2 separate regions of the Mus musculus genome follow, and region 2 is linked to region 1. Evidence: chromatin contacts called from ENCODE Hi-C or POLR2A ChIA-PET data. All regions are on one chromosome and are shown on one strand. Each heading gives the region's core, a stretch centred on a gene start or an enhancer-like site at or near the end of the contact. The rest is flanking DNA. Distances are from core to core; before and after follow the strand shown. Region 1 holds the start of Tead1 (TEA domain family member 1). Region 2 overlaps Tead1 (TEA domain family member 1).

Region 1 (3,864 bases), core at 276-2,775:
TGTTTACAAATGTTTTACCTGCACGTGTACACCATGTTTGTGCCTGGTGCTCCTGGAACTGGAGTTACAGACTGTTGAAAGCGACCATGTGGGGAACCTGACAGGAGCCTGGTCCTCTGCAGAGCAGCAAGTGCTTTTAACTGCTTCTGGCGTTTTCTGCCCTCTGTCTTATTCGCTGGTGTTAATGGAAGGCTATCTGGAAAAGAGACATACACCTGCCAGAGTTTTAAAGGGAAAAATCGTCGTGTATTTTCTAATACTCTGCTCGGGTGTGTGAAGTTCTTACTGTCAACCTGTCACATTACTGCATAGTAACTGGAAATAATACACATTTGTACCTGATTGCGGTGGACATCTACACAGGTGAGAAATTATAGAATGTATAGAATTAAAAAAATACACAGTGATGTGTACAAGTTGATCTGGAAAATCTGCTCGAAAATTAATACCCTGGCTGGGATATAATTTTGGTTGACAGGCGTGGGGAAGAGCTGAGTGAAGCGAACAAAGAATGTCTCTGTATTACTTTTTACAACGGCATGGGAGTCTTCAATTCTCTTGACGTATAATTTTAAAAATGCATTAGAGAAAGATATTTCTGCCTTTAAAACGCACTGGTAATCGTTGTTTCCGATCAAACGCGCTCAGTGAGTCCCATTGGCTTTCCTGAGTTATGCACACTCCAGGAATCCTCGGGCACAAAACAGGCGCCATTAGTTTGTTCTGAAGCCAGAGCTGAAAGAAGGAAGTCCCGGTGCGGGAAGGGCCGGCTCCTTTCTGGGAAACTACGGACTGCTACCGGCCCAAACTGCCAGCATGTCTGTCCCAGCCTCCGTTAACTTTACCGGAGTTTCTCAAGTACTGAGGCGCCGTCCACTCCAAAAAGAGTTCAAACCTTTTATGATTGATTCTCACTTTCTCCATAAAGGGACGGCACAAAGCTGCTTTTTGCAGCCAGGCAAGACTTTATTTATTTTATTTAACCGGGTGCAGGATTTCTGTAGACTCAACTCGCAGCACGAGTGAGCTTCACTTCTAGAAAGACAGGGCAGGAGGCGGGCGAGGACTCCGTGACGCTCCAACCCGGAGTTCGCAAAGCCCAGAATTTGCGCGAGCACCCCGAACTTGGGTAAAGCGAAACGGCTAGAGGAGGAGTGGCGGGCTGGGGAAGCCGCCCACTCCGGCCTCAGTTTCCTGAAGAGCAACCTCCCTTCCAGCCTGGGAGCGTCGTTGCCTGTGCAAACCAGGAGGGGGTAAACTGAGGCACAGCAGGCGGAGGGCGCACACCCGGCATTCCTAGTATCCGGCCGCCCCGCCTCGGACCGCACAAAGCCCTGAGCCCCCGCCATCGCGCGCGGCTCGCTCCCCCGTGGGCGCCAAGTCCCGCCCCACGCGTCCCGCCCCACACCATGACGTCACCGCGGCGGCAGGCCCCGCCCCATCCAGGACCCGGCGGCATGACGTCACCGAGGCCCCACCCCTCCGGAGCGAGTTCGGTCCTGGCGTTCATTTCATTCCTGTCCTCATTCCGCACATTCTTCGCATCGCTCGCGCCGCGCCGCGCCGCCCGAGCCGAGCCGAGCCTCCGCGGCCCCGCCGCCCGCCGCGGGCGCCCCCCAGCACTTCGCACACTCGCTTCCAGCTCGCGGGGAGTCCGCGCGCCGGGGCCCGGGCCCGGGGCGGCCGCGGCGGGGCGCAGGCCATGCGCTGACCCCCCAGCGCGCAGCGTCGCCGGAGCGCGGGCAGCTGCCCCGGCGCGCCCTGCCCGTCCCGGGAGCCGGCGAGGCCGGGTTGGGGCTGCCCGGCGCGGGAGTACCGCAGGGAGTACCGGCTGGAGTAACGCGGGGGCGGCGGCCCAGCGCCCCGAAGTTTGCCGCGCCCGCTCGGGCTGCCGTGGTAAGTTGCGCGCGGGGCGGACTCGGGGGCGCGGGCTGTCTAGGCGTCACCGCGATCGGCGCTTTGTGTGCGGCTCCAAGAGGGGAGCGGCCCCGCCGCCCTGCAAGTTGGGCCGCAACCCTGCGCGGCAACAGGCGGCCCCGCTCGCCTTTCTGCGCGCCCCTCTCTCCAGCGTCCCTCTCCCGCGCACCTCGCTCCTTGCCTGGGAAGCGCCGAGTTTGGCGCGATCGCGGGTGGGAGAGCGTTCGGCGCGCAGCTTAGAGCCTGCAGCCCGGTGACTCCCCCGGCGCCCGGCCCCTTCGGGGTCCGCGCCGATCCGGGCTCCTCCTCCCGGGAGATGAAAGAGGGCTCTCTCGCTCTTGCCGCCTCTCCAGAGCTGCCGCCGCCGCCGCCGCCGCTCCAGTGCACATTCAAGTGGAAAATTTTCAGGAGTCAGCAGAAACATTGTGTCCAAAAAAGACTGAGTCGCACTTACCACCAAACCCGGGAGTAGACTCTCCCTGGAAAACTTCCCCTCGGTAGGAAATACTGGGGGATTTGTTTGTTTATTGGAGGAGATACGATCCCCAGGAGGACCCCAAAAAAAATCTGGGGACACTTTTAGCCTTTGTTCGCGAAAGCACCACTTGTTTTCAAAGTCTAGAGGCCCGTTTGAAAGAAAGTTCAACTTCTAGGAGTTTCCTTTTTCTTTTTTAATGCATTTTTTAAAATAATCAAAGCTACATTTTAAGAAGTGGGGCTCACACTTCACTTATCTTCTTCCCGTGAAAATAAAAGCCAGACTAATTTTCCTCGGTCTTAATCGTCTTCCTTTTTAAAGATTTATTTTAAGTTGAATGGTGTCACCCGTATAAAAATATTTATGAAACAATGAAATACCAGCCACCAGCGTTTCTCAGGAGGCTTGTTAAGTTCTTAGAAGCTGTCTGTGATTTACAGAAATGCAAATTGATCTCAGCGCTGGAAACTTACAGACAGATATTCCAGGAATCGGTAGTGTAGAAAGGCCGGGGTTTTAAAATAGCGCCATTTGAAAGGAGCCGAGGTCCTTGGAACAAAAAGGTCTGTAAATACGATCATATTTCAAAATAGTGAATGGAAAATATTTCAATTCCTACAGATAATGCCAAGTAACAGAATCGCAGTCTCCTTTACGCCCTGTGGCCTGGATTCGTTGTTAGTTTAGGTGGTCTGGTGGCTTAGAGTGTGCCGAGTGCCTGCAGGTGGTTCCCCGGGTGGACAGATCCTTCCCGTTAGGGAGACTCGATCTACCCGGAGCCAAGGGGTAGCTTGTCTGTGCAAGCCTGAGCTCTTGGGTGGGGGCTAATCTGCCTTGAGACTGAGGCTGGGAATAGTCCTCAGGCTGTACAGACTGTGCCAGGGGCTTCCGCCTTTCAGCGGAGTCTGCGCTTTTCTGTGAATAGCAGGATCTTTGGGCCCAAGCGCATCTGAATGCTTATAAGGGCCAGACTTAGATCCAACTTTGGTAAGAATCTTTCCTCTTTAGAAGGAAACAGTAGACCCAGTTACAGCACGACTCCGGAAAGACAAATGCGTTTAGCTGAACCTTTGTCAACAGCAAGGTTTTAAATTGATGATTTTAAGGAGGAAAGGCGTATTTTTCTAATCTCAGTATTTCCATAAATGGTCATAAGATATTTTTGTGTACTATTTCTTTGAATGTGTAACTCTGTGTCGGACTCTTAGGTTTCAGGTTTTCAACAGAGTTTGCAATTGCTTTATTTGTTGTTTGTATAAAAAATGAGCTGATAAGCTGTCTCCATTACTGAGTCTTGTTCATGTCCTTAGTAAGCCATTTTATTTTCTGTTTAATGGCAAGTATTGTTTAAATTGAAGATTTAGGGAAATATTAGAATACTTTTTATTTTTTAAAAACAAGTTTGAAACAAAGCCAGAGAGACACTTTGCCTTTATAAAAGAGTTTAAAAAAAAAAAAAAGGGCGGGCG
Region 2 (4,419 bases), core at 1,578-4,077, 41 kb after region 1:
AATCACCCCTAGATGGAGAATCACGTTTACACGTATGCCCTGTAGCATTTGCTCTTGCTGAATGCTGAGACCGGCTTCTTATTAGGTTATGTCAGAGCAGTGCTCACCGCAATAATACACGATGCTCCTGTGGTAACTCAATAAAGCCAAGGGAGGGAGATGGGGAGGGTGCTGACTCGCTTATTTCTAAAGTGCTGGGGACAGTAGGCAGTTAGGGTTCTGGGTCCACCCCTCTCCCTGGAGCCTTGCTTGCTGGTTTTGAATCTGCTAATGTGAGACCTTCAGTGAGGAAGTTTATCTTGGTGGTCAGTGGAACAGCATCCTGCCCCCACTTCCTGGCTTCTGACCCACCAGCTCTCTGCTTTAGGGATGATCAGTGGCTCTTGTTGTTTATGGAAGTGCCCAGTGGGGTTTGTACCAGACCTTTCCTGACCCATGAGTCATCTTTTTTTTGTAGTAGTCGAGTGTGTGTGTGTGTGTGTGTGTGTGTGTGTGTGTGTGTGTTTCAGATTCTGCCTGCCTGCTTTCCAGCTCTCTCACTCTCATCTCATCTTGTGCTTGTCCTTTGCAGTTTTAGACACCTGTCCCATTCTTGGCACTGTGCTAATTAAGTATGGGGCATGTGTTATCAAATGTCTTGTGAGCCCAGGGATGATTTCATCTGCAAAGAAGAAGCTAGGAAACACCACTGTCTTGTGCCCTCTGTTCTTCTAAACACTACAACTGTTTTGCGGTGAAGTGTTGAATGGAGAGAGCGCCAGCCTCTGAGTAAAGCCCCCACCCCTCCTCTGCAGTTTGATGTGGGTGGGGAGATGGGCATAGGAGTGTGGATATTGGGACTTGGAAGCTGTTGGCCCCGTCCCCATGCTCCTCGCTCTTCAGTGCTCCCCCGTGCTCCTTGGTGTGTGTGTGAGAGTTGCCTGGAGAGCTCGTTTAAAGGCAGGCTGTGGACCCTCACTTTAACATGCTCACCTTTACCCTGCTCTAACAGAGGACTGACCTGGAGACAGTGCTGGAACCTCTTCCTTTTACTGAGGGAGAAACTGTTTTCCAAAGAGGAGAGTGGCCTTGGAATGAGACACTGCAGTGGTCAGTGTGGACCATCTCTGGATATTGCTGTCACCTCATAGCCTCTTGCAGACAGCCTGCCTAAAGGCAGTTCTTTTTTTTTTTTTTTTTGAGAGACAGGGTTTCTCTGTATAGCCCTGGCTGTCCTGGAACTCACTTTGTAGACCAGGTTGGCCTCGAACTCAGAAATTCGCCTGCCTCTGCCTCCCGAGCGTTGGGGTTAAAGGCGTGCGCCACCACACCCGGCCTAAAGACAGTTCTAACCCTCTTCTCAGTCACCTTTTCTTCTTCAAGCTTCTTGCTGGGAGTCACACATGTCACTGGGGGCAAAGCTAGGACACAGGCTCCAGGATTAAGTGTGGTCTGTCGACTACCCCCTTCCCGTGCGCCATTGGTGTTGATTCTCCTTTAAATGTGAGCAAAGCAGTTGTCTCTATACCCTACATTTTTTTCCTTATTTCACAAAACAAACAAACAAAAAAACCAAAATAATAACTATCATGACAACAAAAAAAATCTCTAATAACAATAAAGGAAGCAAAACAAAAGAGCAGAAAAAAAAGAGAGCTCTTTTAAAATAACCAGTAGACCCCCACACTGAAGTGCTTTGTCATGTATCTGTAGGCTTGCCACCACAGAGACCGTAAGCAAATGCTTTTCTCATGGCTGTCTTTCTCAGGATGACTTTTGATGGTCTCACCCTGCATCCTACAGACTGACTGAGTTTACTTTCCCAGTTCTTTGTTGTTGGGTATTTAGATGTCTCTCCTCCCCCTCCCCCCCCCCCCGATTTTATGATGTTAATAAATGATACTTTGAGATGCAGACTTACTGTGATTGTAGATTATTTTCTTAGGGTCAGTTTCCAGAAGCAGGATTTGATGAGTTAAAAGACAAAAGAATTTTTTTAGTTCTCAATGGCTACTGACTCCTAAGTTGTTTTCCAGAGGAGTGTCTGGAGCTCCACTGTGCTGCAACATTGTGGCCCACTGCAGATGCTGAGTGTTTTACAAAGGCTTGGGTCAGGGGTGCACGTGTTCAGTTCTTTCTTGGATCGTGGAAAGGTTGCATATGGCTTGACTTATTCTTCTTCTTAAGCTTTTATTTCCTTTGCTTTTTATGGGCAGCTCCTAGCTAGCTAGCTCAGGTCAATTTTTTTTCCCCCTATGTAGAATTTTTTAGATTCCGGGATTTTACAGATAAAATACAAACCAACTAAATTAACAACTGAGCCCAAATGTCCATCTGTATAATAAATACTTTGGACATATTTTATGGTTGGATTAGCTGTTTGTGATCTTAACTTCCTTACAGGTCACGAGTTAATAGGGTGACATTCGGAGAGTTGGGGGTCTTTTCCTCTTCTTTTTAGACTTCTCTTTGTTCTCCCCCCACCCCCCCGCCCCGCTCCCATTTCCTGTCCCCACCCCCATGCACTATGTTTGTGTCTTTGGAGATAAAAACATAAAAGGAATGGTTTTTAGTCACACGCCTTCAACTCTCTCACAACGCAGCTTTCCTAAATGATGTACTATAGACTGAGAAGAGAATCGCGGCATTGTAACAAATAGCCTGTGACTAAAGCAGGAAATCTCAGAGAGGTGTGTTTGAGGGTGTAATCCTAGCTGGTAGTATGGGGGAGTCTGACGTGTTTTTCAAGTTGGTCTTGACTCACCCTGTTCTTTCTGGAATGTTTGCTATCCTCAGTATGACAGCGTCGCCTTGATGACAGGCTCTCTCACTGGGCCATGCATACCAGGGCCCCAGAACTGGTTTGCTTATTTGCCTGGGGAGAACTGTGGAAACACCCCCTGCAAGGGGGGGGGGGCTTGCCACAGCAGCACTCAGCGTCTGACGGGCACTCGGTGACTGGGCTCCAGGCTTGCACTGGGGATGCCAAGGTTAGGTCTGGCCTCACAGTGCCGCCCTCTCCTCCAACCCTCCCTCACTCCTCCCTCACTTAATGGTGGCCGCTCTACCTGGGTGATGCTGGCCGGGTGCTTGCCTGGTGGGAGAATCTAAAGTTGGCAGTGTAGCCGGGTGTGCGGTGGCTCTGTTGCTATTTAATTTGTTAATGAAACACGGAGCCCATCCCCCCTCCTGCACACCTCTCCGCTGTTTGCGATGAGGCACAATTAATTTATTTGTGCTGTCTGTGGAGGCGGATGGCGGCTAATGCAGTGAGGGCTTTTATCTTTACGTTTGTAATGAAGAGGAGCAGGCTGCTGGCAGATTGACAAGGCTTACAGATGACTCACTAGCCGGCTGCAGATGCTTTCTTCTGAAATAATAAAATGTGCACTCGCAAGCCGGGTTCCTGCGTGAAACAGGCAGAGCTGGTTTGGGAAAGTTCATGCAGAAGAAAGAAGAAGAAAAAGGCGGGAAGCTCCCTGTGGGCTGCCTGGCCCGACTGGCTGGACTGGGGCAGGGCTCCTCTTGCCCTTTTTGGAAGGGGAACTCCTAGCCTCCCCTCCCTGCTCACTCTCCAGGTTGGCTCATTTCTGTTGCCGCAGACACCATGCTCACAACCACCTCTCTTGGGGTCCTATCGTGAATCACGTGGTGAGGCCTGCCTAGGAGGCCCCAACGTTTGCAGCCCATTTGCTCTCAGCCTGCAAGTGTATCTGGGGTTCCTCTGGCCTTTGTGTCTCTGGGTCTGGGCTTTGGTGGTGGCCTTGTTTATCATGAGTGACATTCTGTCACCTACTCTGACATAACAGTTACTATAGCAGTTTATCTAATAACTGCTACTTAATTCAGGAAAACTGCATTTTCTAAGTTGGAGGCATGTGGACTAAAATGACTATTCTCTTGACTTTCCAGTTGGGATATTCTGACATTGAAACGTTTTGTGAGTTGGATTTGTTTTATTCCTCATTCTAGAGATGAGGAAATGGAGATGGGTAGAGATTAAAATAATGTGTCTGTAATCACAAGGGAAGGTACTGACCTTGAAAGCCAAATGTCCAAAACTTGACCTTAAGATCTTTCCATGACACTGATATTCTAAGGATGAAATAAAACATTCATAAATGGCTGACCATTGCAGTTTAAGAATTAGATGAGATTATCTATATATCTATATATATTTATGGTATATTTCTATAGTTCTGTAGGCTAGCTGGAAACCACAAGATACTTAAAAGTTACCTTTTAAGCGTACCTGCAGTTCATGTGGTTTAGGCAGGTGGATTGTCCTGTGTTCGAGATCAGCCTGGGCTGGACTACAGACCGTGACCCCTTAGAACCAATGGGTATGGGGGAAAGCTGAAAGTCTGCTATGGGTCTGAGAAATGCATTGTAAAGTATACTTAAGTACTGAATCAGTTGCAGAGGGCCAAGTGTCAGCGT

What was found. Hi-C counts contacts between places; a loop is a spot of excess contacts on that map. ChIA-PET counts read pairs that join two places held with the same protein, here RNA polymerase II (POLR2A).
Region 2: a loop to region 1 is called in a map of heart, with 2.0 times the contacts of the local background. The contact joins the enhancer-like site here to the promoter of Tead1 in region 1. A Hi-C loop is called at or near these places in 4 of 37 maps with a recorded cell type or tissue (gastrocnemius and heart). POLR2A ChIA-PET finds 5 or more read pairs at or near these places in 5 of 5 experiments (Patski and embryonic stem cell).

What each region holds. Positions count from the first base shown.
Region 1 is chr7:112,677,831-112,681,694 of GRCm38, forward strand. It overlaps Tead1 (TEA domain family member 1), which reads left to right and starts at 1,526. Exons shown (of 13, transcript NM_009346.4): 1 at 1,526-1,896.
Region 2 is chr7:112,717,509-112,721,927 of GRCm38, forward strand. The region is part of intron 1 of Tead1 (TEA domain family member 1); the gene reads left to right. Among named protein-coding and RNA genes, the nearest start is that of Tead1, 40 kb to the left of the region's middle. Within about 2 kb of position 2,828, at least 1 of the 3 ENCODE cell types and tissues checked has a DNase peak (open chromatin) inside an H3K27ac peak, as active enhancers do; it is heart, where a contact is called at or near this core.